Linked DNA regions of Homo sapiens: region 1 is linked to region 2. The links are chromatin contacts, found by Hi-C or POLR2A ChIA-PET in ENCODE. All regions are on one chromosome and are shown on one strand. The core of a region is the stretch at or near the end of the contact, and the rest is flanking DNA. Distances in the headings are between cores, read along the strand shown. Region 1 has its middle 51 kb from the start of WDR17. Region 2 overlaps LOC124900817 (a long non-coding RNA gene).

The links. A loop is a pair of places that touch in the nucleus more often than their neighbours do. ChIA-PET counts read pairs that join two places held with the same protein, here RNA polymerase II (POLR2A). Pooled maps may share reads with other maps.
Region 1: a pooled map shows a loop between it and region 2 (2.4-fold over the local background). The contact joins two enhancer-like sites. A Hi-C loop is called at or near these places in 2 of 37 single-sample maps with no recorded cell type and 4 of 50 pooled maps. POLR2A ChIA-PET finds 5 or more read pairs at or near these places in 1 of 52 experiments (CD4-positive, alpha-beta T cell).

Annotation. Positions count from the first base shown.
Region 1 is chr4:176,011,538-176,017,507 of GRCh38, forward strand. It overlaps the pseudogene MARK2P4. Among named protein-coding and RNA genes, the nearest start is that of WDR17, 51 kb to the right of the region's middle. Within about 2 kb of position 2,099, at least 2 of the 41 ENCODE cell types and tissues checked have a DNase peak (open chromatin) inside an H3K27ac peak, as active enhancers do.
Region 2 is chr4:176,495,337-176,502,195 of GRCh38, forward strand. All of the region lies in intron 2 of LOC124900817 (a long non-coding RNA gene), which reads left to right. Among named protein-coding and RNA genes, the nearest start is that of HAFML, 160 kb to the right of the region's middle. Within about 2 kb of position 4,340, at least 2 of the 41 ENCODE cell types and tissues checked have a DNase peak (open chromatin) inside an H3K27ac peak, as active enhancers do.

The DNA of each region.
Region 1 (5,970 bases), core at 849-3,348, 490 kb before region 2:
GTACAGATAGTACCCTCAGGCCTTATTTTCCCAGCCAGAAACACCAACACAACAGCTTCCAAATGCAGTCTCCTTTACAATTCATTAATTTTTGTTCTATTCCTAGGATGGCCTCACTGGGCTTTGGTTTCCCTTGAGGAAAGTGATTTTCTTTTGTGGTTTGCAGTTGAGTCACAAGAGAATTTTGAAGGGTTTTGAGCCTCCCCGTTGCAAAGCTGTAGGTAAGTGTCTTGTGACAGCTATAGCAATAAAGCAGAGTGGTTTTCCTTAACATTTAAATGCAATAATTAGCATATGTTGTTTTAAATTGTGTGTGTGTGTGTGTGTGTGTGTGTGTGGGTGTGTGTGTGTTTTATATTTACAGAACCATGTTCTCGAAGCAGTCCAGTCTCTAAAGTTTCACCAGGTGGGGCAGAGTGCCAGGCCTATGACTAGGGCCAGAGGTCTCTCCTCTTGTCTCTCTGATGAATACTGGCAGTTCCCCAGGCTTACCAGTTATTCTGGAGATAATGCTTTTGAAGGCCTCAAAGGTGCTGAATATCATCTTAATTTGAACCCCACAGAAAGAGTTTGGACACCTCCATTCTTCACTGCACAAAGCTCTCTTGACCAGGCACCTGGCTGATCTCTGGCATCTCGGTGGGCTACACGGAGCTCATGGTCTTCATTCTCCAGGTAAAACCAGGGAGCACAGCTTGAACTCCTGACATTCTTTCTTGATTTTATCACTGCCTCTCCTGCCTCTGCTGCCCATCTTTTTATGTCTGATATGCACTGCTTTCAGCTTTATGCTGTTATGTTTCTGGCCAACTGGAAACATACATATCTGCAGATCAATGGTGAGGAACCTCCCAGTGCCCCACTGCAGGGTCTGGCTGTTATCAGAAGAGGCTGGGGGTCTCATCCTCAAGCATATTTTGCTGGTTGTGCACCTTTCCGAACTGCCCAGAGTGAAGGGATTTTCATCTGGAGGAGAGACCCTGGAGGAAATCAGTTTCAACTTGGGCTCCACCAATGCTGCCAGCATTGTGGGTAGAGAGGGAGGCCACAGGGCCATACTGGAGGGCTATGCTGTAAGGAGGTGGTCTTCACCTCTAGGCAGATTAGGTGACCAGCAGGCACTTTCACAGAGCCACTGGCCTTCCACTCTGACTCCTGGTTCTGCCCGGACCACTGAATTCTTGTGGCACTCTGACTACATTTTTGAAAAAATTTAATGAGTTCATGTGAATATTCAGTGATTCATGGATTGGGTAGCAGCAGATCACAAGTGGTTCAGTGCCCCACAGAAGGGGTCATAAGGGGACTTTTTAAATAAATTCAACTTTTATTTTAGATTCAGGAGTACATGTGCAGGCGTGTTACACCGGTATATTGTGTGATGCTGAGGTCTGGGCTATGAATGATCCTGTTGTCCAGGTAGTGAGCACAGTACCCAATAGATGGCTTTCAGCCCTTTTGCCTCTAATATATGTCTACTATATATATAAACATTATACATATAAATATATAATATATATATTTTTTTTCAGCCCTTTCCCGTCTAGTACCTGTCTACTATACCCATCTTTATGTCCATGTGTACCCAATGCTTAGCTCTCACTTACAAGTGACAACATGTGATACTTGGTCTTCTGTTCCTGCATTAATTTGCCTAGTATAATGGCCTCCAGCTGTATCCATGTTGCTGTAAAGGACATGATTTCATTTTTTGCGGCTGCATAGTATTCTAGTGTATATGTAGCACATTTTATTTAACCTATTCACCACTGATGAGCATCTAGGCTGCTTCCATGTCTTTGCTATTCTTAGAGTGAGAATTAAAGGTGGGAATGGCAGGCTCATTGAAACTCTGCCGCTTTGAGGTGGCAGAGATCTCATGCTATACCTTGCAAGTGAGGAAGGAGTACAGCTGTTGGTGGGATGAGCTGAAGCCGAGGCTTGAGGATAATGGGGTAGTGCTCCATCTCAGATCTCTCGTAGCCCAGGAGCAGATGGATGGTCATTGCTTTGGCATAATTCTGACCCATTAACAAGCTCTGAATCTCTTCGCACGTATAAGCCATGGGCATTATCTCAGTCTGTCAGGGATTCTTAAAAGCAGGAAGTGGTCAATGTAAGAGTTTAGATTTCAGTTCCTCCTCGTGGTCCATGTTCATCCACGGATGCTTCATGATTTCCTCTAAAGTGCCTCTCCTGCGAGAGTTGAGGACAAGAAATTTCTTGAGCAGGTTTTCACACTCCATGGGCATATAGCAAGAAATACCAGATATTCTTCTCAATATCTACTCTGGCAACTCCTTGAAGTTCTGTCTATCACAAGGCAGCAGGGGCACACTGAGCAGCCGATAGAGGATAACTGCCAGTCTTTACTCATTCACTAGCAGCTGTTGTACTTTGGGCCCTGGAAGAGCTGTGGGGCAATATAAAGAGGGCTGCCACAGAGGGCAGCTAGCTTGTTGCCAAAGGTGAATTTGTTGTGAAGCTAGCCTACAATGTCAGCTGTGCAGATGTTCTGCCCACAGGTCTCTAAGGACCATACACCTCTGGTGGTAACACTGCACAATAGGCACTTCATGGCAAAATTCGCCTTGTGCTTTTTTCTCTTTCATGCTGCCATCAGCCACCAGGTAATGGAACACCCCCTCCTCCACCAACATACTCCACAATACTGTAGAGGATTTTCTTAATGTCAATCACTTCAGATAATTTCACTATGGTGGGTTGATTCAAGGCCTTCTTGATTTGGTTTTTCTGGAACAGTCACAGGAGGCTGGGGGAGTTCTGCTGAGTCTTACTGATGGTCTTTGCAGCCACCTCTTTCCCAGTGAAAATGTGCCACACCAATTTCACCTTGGTGAAGTTACCCCCACTGATGGAGCCAGTCGACTAAGGAGCCAGTCGTTGCCATTATGGGTCTCTTCCTGAATAGAGATGGCTGAGAGGCACTGCAGCATGTTGGGCTTATAGGCAAGTTGTCACAAAGTCAGCTTACAATTGGGAAAAGCTGGTGAGAAGCTTGGTCCAAATCGCATCAACAGAAACTCAGGCCCAGAGTCTACCCAATGAACTGGTCATTGAGAGGAATCAAAACACAACACCAAACAAAAATAAAAAGTACCAGAAATTAACAATAACTAAACAAAAAAATGAGAGAAATTAAGAAAAGAAAAATGAGAAAAAGACTGAATAATAAAAATGAGAAAAATAAAAATGAAAAAGGGCAGTGAGAAAAAAGAAAGTAAGAAAATAATAAAAAATGAGGAACAGAAAAAAACAGTATAGAAGAAAAATTTAAAACAAGCAAAAGAGAAAAAAAGCCAAAGAGATAAAAAGTTAACTTTGGTCAAAGTCTCTCAGGTCATGGAAAACCAGCTTCCTGAGCTGGAAGCACCAAAGTTTAGACCCAGAAGTTGTAGGTTCTTAGAATTTCATAAAAATAGCTCCTTATGCAGGTTATAGCAAGAAATGAACTATCACTGGTAAGGATAATCCAGAGTGGTTTTCTTACATTTTGGTTTTGGAACACATTTCTCTTAAGAGGGGGGTTGAGGTGTTCCTAAAAAGCTTTTAATCTGAGTTATATTGATCAATATTTACCTCGTTAGAATTTAAAACCTGCAGAGTGTTTCAGTGACTTTTTCATTCCTAGTTTGGAACTTACAATAAACTTTGGCTTTTAAAGAGCTCATAGTATCTACATTTAAAATATATAATTTCTTTCTTTCTTTCTTTCTTTCTTTCTTTTTTTTTTTTTTGAGACGGAGTTTTGCTCTTGTTGCCCAGGCTGGAGGGCAATAGTGTGATCTCAGCTCACTGCAACCTCTGCTTCCTGGGTTCAAGCAATTCTCCTCTCTCAGCTTCCTGAGTAGCCTGGGATTACAGGCATGCCCCAACATGCCCGGCTAATTTTGTATTCTTGGTAGAGACGGGGTTTCACCATGTTGGTCAGGCTGGTCTCAAACTCCTAACCTCAGGTGATCTGCCCACCTTGGCCTCCCAGTGTTGGGATTACAAGCATGAGCCACTGTGCCCAGCCTAAAATTTATAATTTCTTTTTTAAAAACTCTGAATGGTTGGTCTCAAAATGACGTCACAACTTAGCTGACATCATGATACTATACAAAAATGTTCCATTGCATAGGACACAATCAGATATACTTAGGTATACATTATTAGGATTTTTAAAGCTGAGGGGAAGATAGCTTCCATCATACTCTCATTTCTTATTTAAAGCTTTGCCTTTCTTTGGAGAAAATTCCTCCCTTCCATGAGATAGATGATTCATTTTGTTCATGTCAGTATTTTCAAATGTAGAGGTTGCAACTGTCAGTTGAGAAAGCAAGTTTCTCTTTTTCTTTTTTCTTTTTTCTTCTTTCTTTCTTTCTTTCTTTTACTTCTTTCTTTCCTTCTCTTTCTCCTCTCTCTCTGTCTCTTTCTTTCTTGCACTTTATAGACTATTTAAAATAGTAGTTTAGGTTCTCAGCAAAACCGAATGGAAGATATGGAGAGTTTCCATATCCCCCTACCCAACACATGCATAGGCTCCTCCACTATCAACATTCCCCATAAAAACAGTTCATTAGTTACAATCAATGAACCTACATTGACACATCATTATCTTCCAAAGTCCATGGCTTACACTGTGGTTCACTCTTGGTGTTACATGGTCTATGGGTTTGGACAAGTGCATAAATGACTTGTACCCACCATCATAGTATGCAGAATAGTTTCATTGCTCTAAAAATCTTCTGTGCTCCACTTATTCCTTCCTCCCTCCCCACTAACTCTTGGCAACCACAGATCCTTTTACCAACTCCATAGTTTTGCCTTTTCCAGAATGTTATATAGTTTTAATCATACACTGTGTAGCCTTATAGTTAAAATCATACAGTATTGGCTCCTTACACTTAGTAATATGTATTTATGGTTCCTCCATGTCTTTTCATGCCTAGATAGCTCATTTCTTTTCAGTCCTAAATACTATTTAATTGTTTAAATGCACCATAGTTTATCCATTCACCTACTGAAGGACATCTTGGTTGCATCCAAGTTTAGACAATTATGAATAAAGCTGCTATAATCATCCGTATGCAGGTTTTTGTGTGCATATAAGTTTTCAACTTATTTACGTAAATAACAGGGAGTGAGACTGCTGGATTTTATGGTAAGAGCATGTTTAGTTTTATAAGAAAGTGCCAAATTGTCTTTCAACTAGCAGTGCGTGAGAAGCTCCAGTGTCTCCACATTCTTATCAGTATTTTGGATTTTTGCCATCTCACAGTTGTGTAGAATTGTCTCATTGTTGTTTTAATTTCCAATTCTCTAATGACATAACGATGTGGAACATCTTTTCATATTCTCATTTCATATATTATTATTATCTCTGATTAGGTGTCTGTTCAAATCTTTTGCCTTTTGTAAATCAGGTTGTTTTTCTTATGGTTGAGTTTTTAAAGTTCTTTGTTTATTTTGACTAACAGTCATTTATCAAATAGTTTTTGCAAATATTTTCTCCCAGTCTGTGACTTAAGACTCATATTTTAATTATTATTATTTAGCATATCTTAATGATTAAATATTAAACAGGATTATACATTTAAAGTAGACCACATAGAAGCTGCATATGTAAGTATTGTTTCACTAGAAACAATTGTCACTTAAGTTTCTGTGATGGTAAGAATGAGTACTCACTGGTCTCCTTAATAGTAGGTGAATTGGCATGAATCTGTAGAGGTGTATGCATGAGACAAGAATTTTCCAGTTTTACACTTTTTGCACATTGGCAAGATATTATATGATCATAAACATCACTAAAATATACACGTGCTAAGCTTTAGGGCTTTCAGATAACCACCAGTAGTTTTGTATTGAATTACTTGGTTTAAAGACAAAGCTCAGATATGTGTTCAATGATGAAAAAGAAGTAGTAGGAAATCCTTTTCTTCTTTCTCAAGAACATTAGCACCT
Region 2 (6,859 bases), core at 3,090-5,589:
AAATCTAAAAACTTTTAAGCCTAAAGATAAACCTTGTTCAAGAAAACTGATGCCATTAATAATTTTAATTTATTTTTAATTTTAGTTGCTTTATTGAAGTATAATTGAAATACACAGAACTAGACATATTTAGTGCATACATCTAATGAGTTTGAACATGTGCCAAACTCATGATGCCATCACCACCGTTGAGGCAATACACATATCACTACAAAGAGAATAATATACCTAGGAAGACAACTTACAAGGGATGTGAAGGACCTTTTCAAAGAGAACTACAAACAACTGCTCAAGGAAATAAGAGAGGACACAAAAAAATGGGAAAACACTCACGCTCATGGATAGGAAGAATCAATATTGTGAAAATGGCCATACTGCCCAAAGTAATTTATAGATTCAATGCTCTCCCCACCAAGCTACCATTGACTTTCTTCACAGAATTAGAAAAAGACTACTTTAAATTTCATATGGAACCAAAAAAGAGCCCATATAGCCAAGATAATCCTAAGCAAAAAGAACAAAGCTGGAGGCGTTACGCTACCTAACTTCAAACTATACTAGAAGGCTACAGTAACCAAAACAGCATGGTACTAGTATCAAAACAGATATATAGACCAATGGAACAGAAGAGAGGCCTCAGAAATAATGCCACACATCTACAACCATCTGATCTTTGACAAACCTGACAAAAACAAGCCATGAGGAAAGGATCTATTTAATACATGATGTTGGGAAAACTGGCTAGCCATATGCAGAAAGCGGAAACTGGACCCCTTCCTTACCCCTTACACAAACATTAACTCAAGATGGATTAAAGACTTAAACGTTAGACCTAAAACCATAAAAACCCTAGAAGAAAACCTAGGCATTACCATTCAGGACATAGGCATGGGCAAGGACTTCATGTCTAAAACACCAAAAGCAATGGCAACAAAAGCCAAAATTGACAAATGGGATCTAATTAAACTAAAGAGCTTCTGCACAGCAAAAGAAACTATCATTAGAGTGAACAGGCAACCTACAGAATGGGAGAAAATTTTTGCAATCTACTCATCTGACAAAGGGCTAATATCCAGAATCTACAAGGAACTGAAACAAATTTACAAGAAAAAAACAAACAACCCCATCAAAAAGTGGGCAAAGGATATGAACAGACACTTCTCAAAAGAAGACATTTATGCAGCCAACAAACATGAAAAAACGGTCATCATCACTGGTCATTAGAGAAATGCAAATCAAAACCACAATGAGATACCATTTCACTCCAGTTAGAAGGGCAATCATTAAAAAGACAAGAAACAACAGATGCTGGAGAGGATGTGGAGAAATAGGAATACTTTTGTGCTGCTGGTAGGAGTATAAATTAATTTAACCATTGTGGAAGACAGTGTGGTGATTCCTCAAGGATCTAGAAGCAGAAATACCATTTGACCCAGCAATCTAATTTCTGGGTATATACCCAAAGGATTAGAAATCATTCTACTGTAAAGACATATATGCACACATACGTTTATTGCAGCACTGTTCACAATAGCAAAGACTTGGAACCAACCCAAATGCACATCAATGACAGACTGGATAAAGAAAATGTGGCACATATATACCATGGAATACTATGTAGCCTTGAAAAAGGATGAGTTTATTTCCTTTGCAGGGACATGGATAAAACTGGAAACCACCATTCTCAGCAAACTAACATAAGAACAGAAAACCAAACACTGCATGTTGTCACTCATAAGTGAGAGTTGAACAATGAGAACACATGGACACAGAGAGGTGAACATCACACACCAGGGCCTGTAAGGGGATCGGGGCTAGGGGAGGGATAGCATTAGGAGAAATACTTAATGTAGATGATAGGTTGATGGGTGCAGCAAACCACCATGGCATGTGTATACCTATGCCTGCACATTCTGCACATGTTTCCCAGAACTTAAAGTATAATAATAAAAAAAAATGTAATAGAGAAGAAAAATAAATAAAAATCTAAAAAAAAAAAAAGAATATGGGATCACAGATCGCAATGAAATGAATGGGATGAAATTCTCTCTGTCATAGCACTTGAGGACGAATCCACCAGTGGATTCCATCCAAAAGGCTCTGAAACAACAAGGGACTTAGTGCAGGCTGTGGTCCTTGGCTCCTTGGATAGTAGGCATTCAATGACCAAGCCACTTTCATTTTTGATGTTATGCAATTAGATATTAAAATGAAAAAGAAGTTATCTTTTGAAAACACTACTTTTAACAGCATGTGGCATACCATTTGCTATCTTAATTCCATAATTTCAAATTGTAGTTTTCAATTAGGGTCTGCCAATCATTTCCAGCCTCCTTTTGGGATTTCAAGGAGCTTATGTTCTAACGTGGTATTTTGTGTGGATAGCAGAATAAACTAAGTGTGGATGGGTTGGTCCAGTTGTTAAGGACATGGGTGCTAATGAGACCCAGGGGGTGGGTTTGGCCTCTGCCTGCAAGCGGAACAGTAGATGGTACTTTTGTTCCATGGCCACAGGCTACAGGCACAACTAAATGGTTATCTCCCAGATGCTTTTACCCACAAAGGGATGAGGTGAGAAGGTGTAGATTAATCATGAAACCCCTTCATCGCTCCTGGGAAAGCAGAAATCCTAGTATGGATCAAGACATGCATATGAGCAACAATGAATTTTAAATTCCAAAACTGAGGGTACTGTAAGTTCACTGTATTGAAAGTTGCTGATGGAGTCCAGAGTCTGTTAGAACATAAAAAGCATGTGGTTTGTATTTTAGAGACATAAGACAGTGCATTTAGTCTGCATATCTGAACACTTTTTCCTTAGAGATTTTCCCTGTTAAATGGGACATTTGACATGGTAGAACAGCATGTGCAGGCAAAGCACATTCAGAACTTCATTGTTTTGAATTGGCTATAACAAAGCACAAAGTTCTTTCTAGGCACTCCAGCATAGCTCTTTCCAAGTCTGGGCTCCAAAAGGGATAGATTAAACAGGAAGGGTACCATGTAATGCTAATTCAGTCTTATCTAATTCAGTTCAGTAAAAATCTCAGTATTTTTGGTGTTCAATATACCAGGTAGACATTGTGGAAAACGGAAAGGCAAGTAAGACATCACTCATGACTTCCAGAGGTTTATATTATTGTAAGGGAGGTGGACATGGATGAATTAAAGGTCCTAGAAAGCAGACTCTGAGAACAATGGAAATACAGGTACAAGGGCAATGAGGGCTCAGGAGAGACCACATGATCGATTCCAACTGGGGAAACCACAGAGAGCATCCTGGAAAAGTTACAAAACTTTAAAGAATGAGTGGACTTAAGTATGCTCAGTTACTCTGTTTAATCTATGTATTATTTATTTATTCTTCCATTGATTTATTGAACAAATACTTTGGGATTCCTACTATGTAACAGTTATGTTGGTAGGAGCTACACAAGTGGATCATGGAATCTGGAGTTGAAGACAGACATTATTCAAATGATCACATGACTTACTATGAGCTGATCTGTGTTCTGAGGAAAAATAATTGACTATGTAAAATATAACAGAGGAAAGAGGCTTAGACCAGGGTTTGGGGAATGCCTGACATGAAACTTGACCTGAGATATGAAAAATAAATAGATGTCAATTGGTGATAAACGGGGTTGGGCCCACAGTTCCGGTAAGAGGAAGGGCATGAGTATCATTGACTTCATGATGCAAGCTGGTGAGAATGATCATTTTATCAGAGACTGTTTGCTGTGCAGAGAGAGAGACTGCACGTGTTAAAAGCACATTTTCTGGAGCCAGATTGCCTGGATTCCAATCCCAGCTCCACCACTCACCAGCTGTGTAACCTTGGGCACTTCGCTTCTCATTTCTAGGCTTCATTCCCTCACTGTAAATGGGGTAAGTGTAAGACTTATCTCAGAGAGTTACAGTGTAGATAGTATACATTCATAATGATAAAATAATATATTACTGATTAACTAGATTAATATACAATGTTAATATAATAATATTTAGGATTAAATGTATTAATTCATTATTCATTAAAATTATTTCCTGACATAAATCTTATAAATTGTATATTATAGAAAAAATAGTAAATATGTAATAGAATATTAGAATCATATATATGAGAATAATAATAGACATTATTATTATTATACCCATGAGTCTAAGTTGAAAACTCTGAATTTTCTGATTTAATAAGTCTGTATTTGGCCATATATTTCTTTCCCTTCTATAACATCTTTTCAATTCTCCAAACAACTAGGATCTCTGGGTGTTCTTTTGCCTCTTTTTCTAAAAACAATCATTTATAGGACATCTCATTCTGACTCATCAAATAAAGTCACTGAAATATGACATTCTTACTTAGTGGGTGGAAACAAAGGGATTTTTAAGAGAAGCAACATTTTTTCAGCATGTTTTATGAGTGCAAATCATAGCATAGTAAAATGATGCAATCCTCCGTGTTTTGTTTTCCACAATAAACTTTCTTTCTCCTAATAGTTAAGATCGTATATATTTTTCAGATTTACCCATCTCAAGATCAGTAATGCATGATTTTATTACACCCATAATTTTACCCTCATGTGCTGACATATACAAATTTATTTTGGTGGCATGTTCTTAATTTCTGGAGCTGCCATGCCATTTTCTTGACTAGTTTTATTTTGGTTTTGACTAATCTCTTATAATTTTGAAAAATAGAGCACTTTATTTTATGGTTTATATTTTTAATAATCATAACTCTCTTTTCTTCGGTTAACAATTCCCCCAGGTTTAAATTAATTCCTGTCCATTTACCCTCCATTGAAGCATAGCATTACATGAATTTATGTTACAGCAGCATACGTGGTGCCGAATACATAAAACATATAAAATATAATCACACACACACACACACACACACACACACACATATATATATGTATACATATACATATATTTTTTAATTTATTTCATTTTTGCCTAGGCTGGACTGCACTGGGGCTATCGTGGCTCACTGCAACCTCTGCTGTCCGGGTTCAAGCGATTCTCCTGCCTCAGCCACTCGAGTAGCTGGGATTACAGACACCCACCACCACACCCAGCTAATTTTTGTATTTTTAGTAGAGACGGGGTTCCACCAGGTTGGCCAGGCTGGTCTTGAACTCCTGATCTCGGGTGATCCGCCCACCTCGGCCTCCCAAAGTGCTGAGATTATAGGTGTGAGCCACCATGCCCAGCTACATATATATGTTTTTGCCTTTCCAATTAGATAACAAATCTTTGAGGGTGGGAGCCAGGCTTGTGATTTTTCTAGTATTGTTCCAGAGTATCCTGCGCTGGGCTCAGCACAAAACAGTTGCTCCATAAAGTCTAGTTGGATTTAATTGAAGTACTTCTGTAGCAAAACTTTGCAGCACTTACTTTGGGGCAGCTTTCTCAGCTGGTAAGTATCAATGAAAACTTAAATGACTGTGAAATAAATTATCTTAAATGTAAAAGTCAAAAATAAAAATCAATTACTTTTCTATTTTGTTCAATGGTTTTTATGGAAAATATAGGCTTGCCTATCCTCACCTACTAAGTTGTCATACAACAATATATCTGAATAAATAAGATTTTCTGGTAACACATTGTATATTTTGAATGAAATTCAGTTACTTGAGTTTTGAAAATGGCTTAAATGGGCTAGAAAGACATAAAACGGTGAGCTGCCTCACTTTTATAGCAGCTGTGTGAGACTATGATTATAAAAACATGCCATGTAAAGGTATCAATCTGCTACAAATTTTCCTGACAGAATTTGTGGAATATTCTTCATTTCCAAGACCATTACCAGAAAATAAAAGCCTGAGATTCAACACTGTCAATCCAATCATCTGGTTAGACTTATACCTTGGTCTAACAGTTTACTGAAAATTACCACCAGGAAAACCCAATCATCTCCAAATAAGTGACATTATTTTACACTAAATTTAGCAAACTAATCTAACTATACATGGGGTGAACACTTAATTGTCTACCTACATTTGCAATACATAAAAAGGCAACAGTTTTCTATATATGTGAAAAATAGTCGCTCTGAGTTCACCAAGCCTTAGGTTATGCTACATAATTTGATTTTTATAACACTATATATCCAGGTATCAAATTTTTCTGATTAAGAAAATGACATAAAATAAAATTTGCTAAAATCAAATTAAACGCCTTTGAGTTTTGCCATTTAGTTTCCAACTAAAGCGTATGCGAATTATTTCTCCACATGTACTTCTATTTCTTAATTACTTCTGCTTCCACTCATATGCTTTTCTTCCTTAGGAAAGGCAGTTTCTTCTTAAAAACTGACTTAGATTCTGAGTGGGGGGCAGTAGAAGCCAGTCCTGTCGTAGAAGATGCCTGACACGGGATGGAGGGTTTGGAGTGCTTTGCATGCCCAGAGGGGCAAAAATATTGAGAAGGGTTGTTGAAAAGAAACACAAGCACCGATGTCATAGGAAGGAGGTCTGACTTTATCTTGCAGGTGATGGGAAGCCGGAGATATAGAAATAACTTTGCTTTAACTTTAAAATTATTTGCTAAAGTATCCATTATTTAAATACAGGCATCATGATTGTTCGTGTGCTATATTAGTTTGAGTCTTGTAAAAGACAAAAAAACTGTAATATTTTAATTTATTTCAGTGTATTTCCATCTTTATTTTTTGAAAAAAAAAAAGAGTAAATCTTACTCCTGCAACTTTTCAGTGTATATCTGTCTTTATTTTTGAAAAAAAAAAAAAAGAGTAAATTTTACTCCTGCAACTTATAGGTAAGCATTTTCCAAAGCGTCATGGTTTTCTAGGGTGTGCCATAATGTAAAGGAAATCACCTTGTATCTAAGTAAC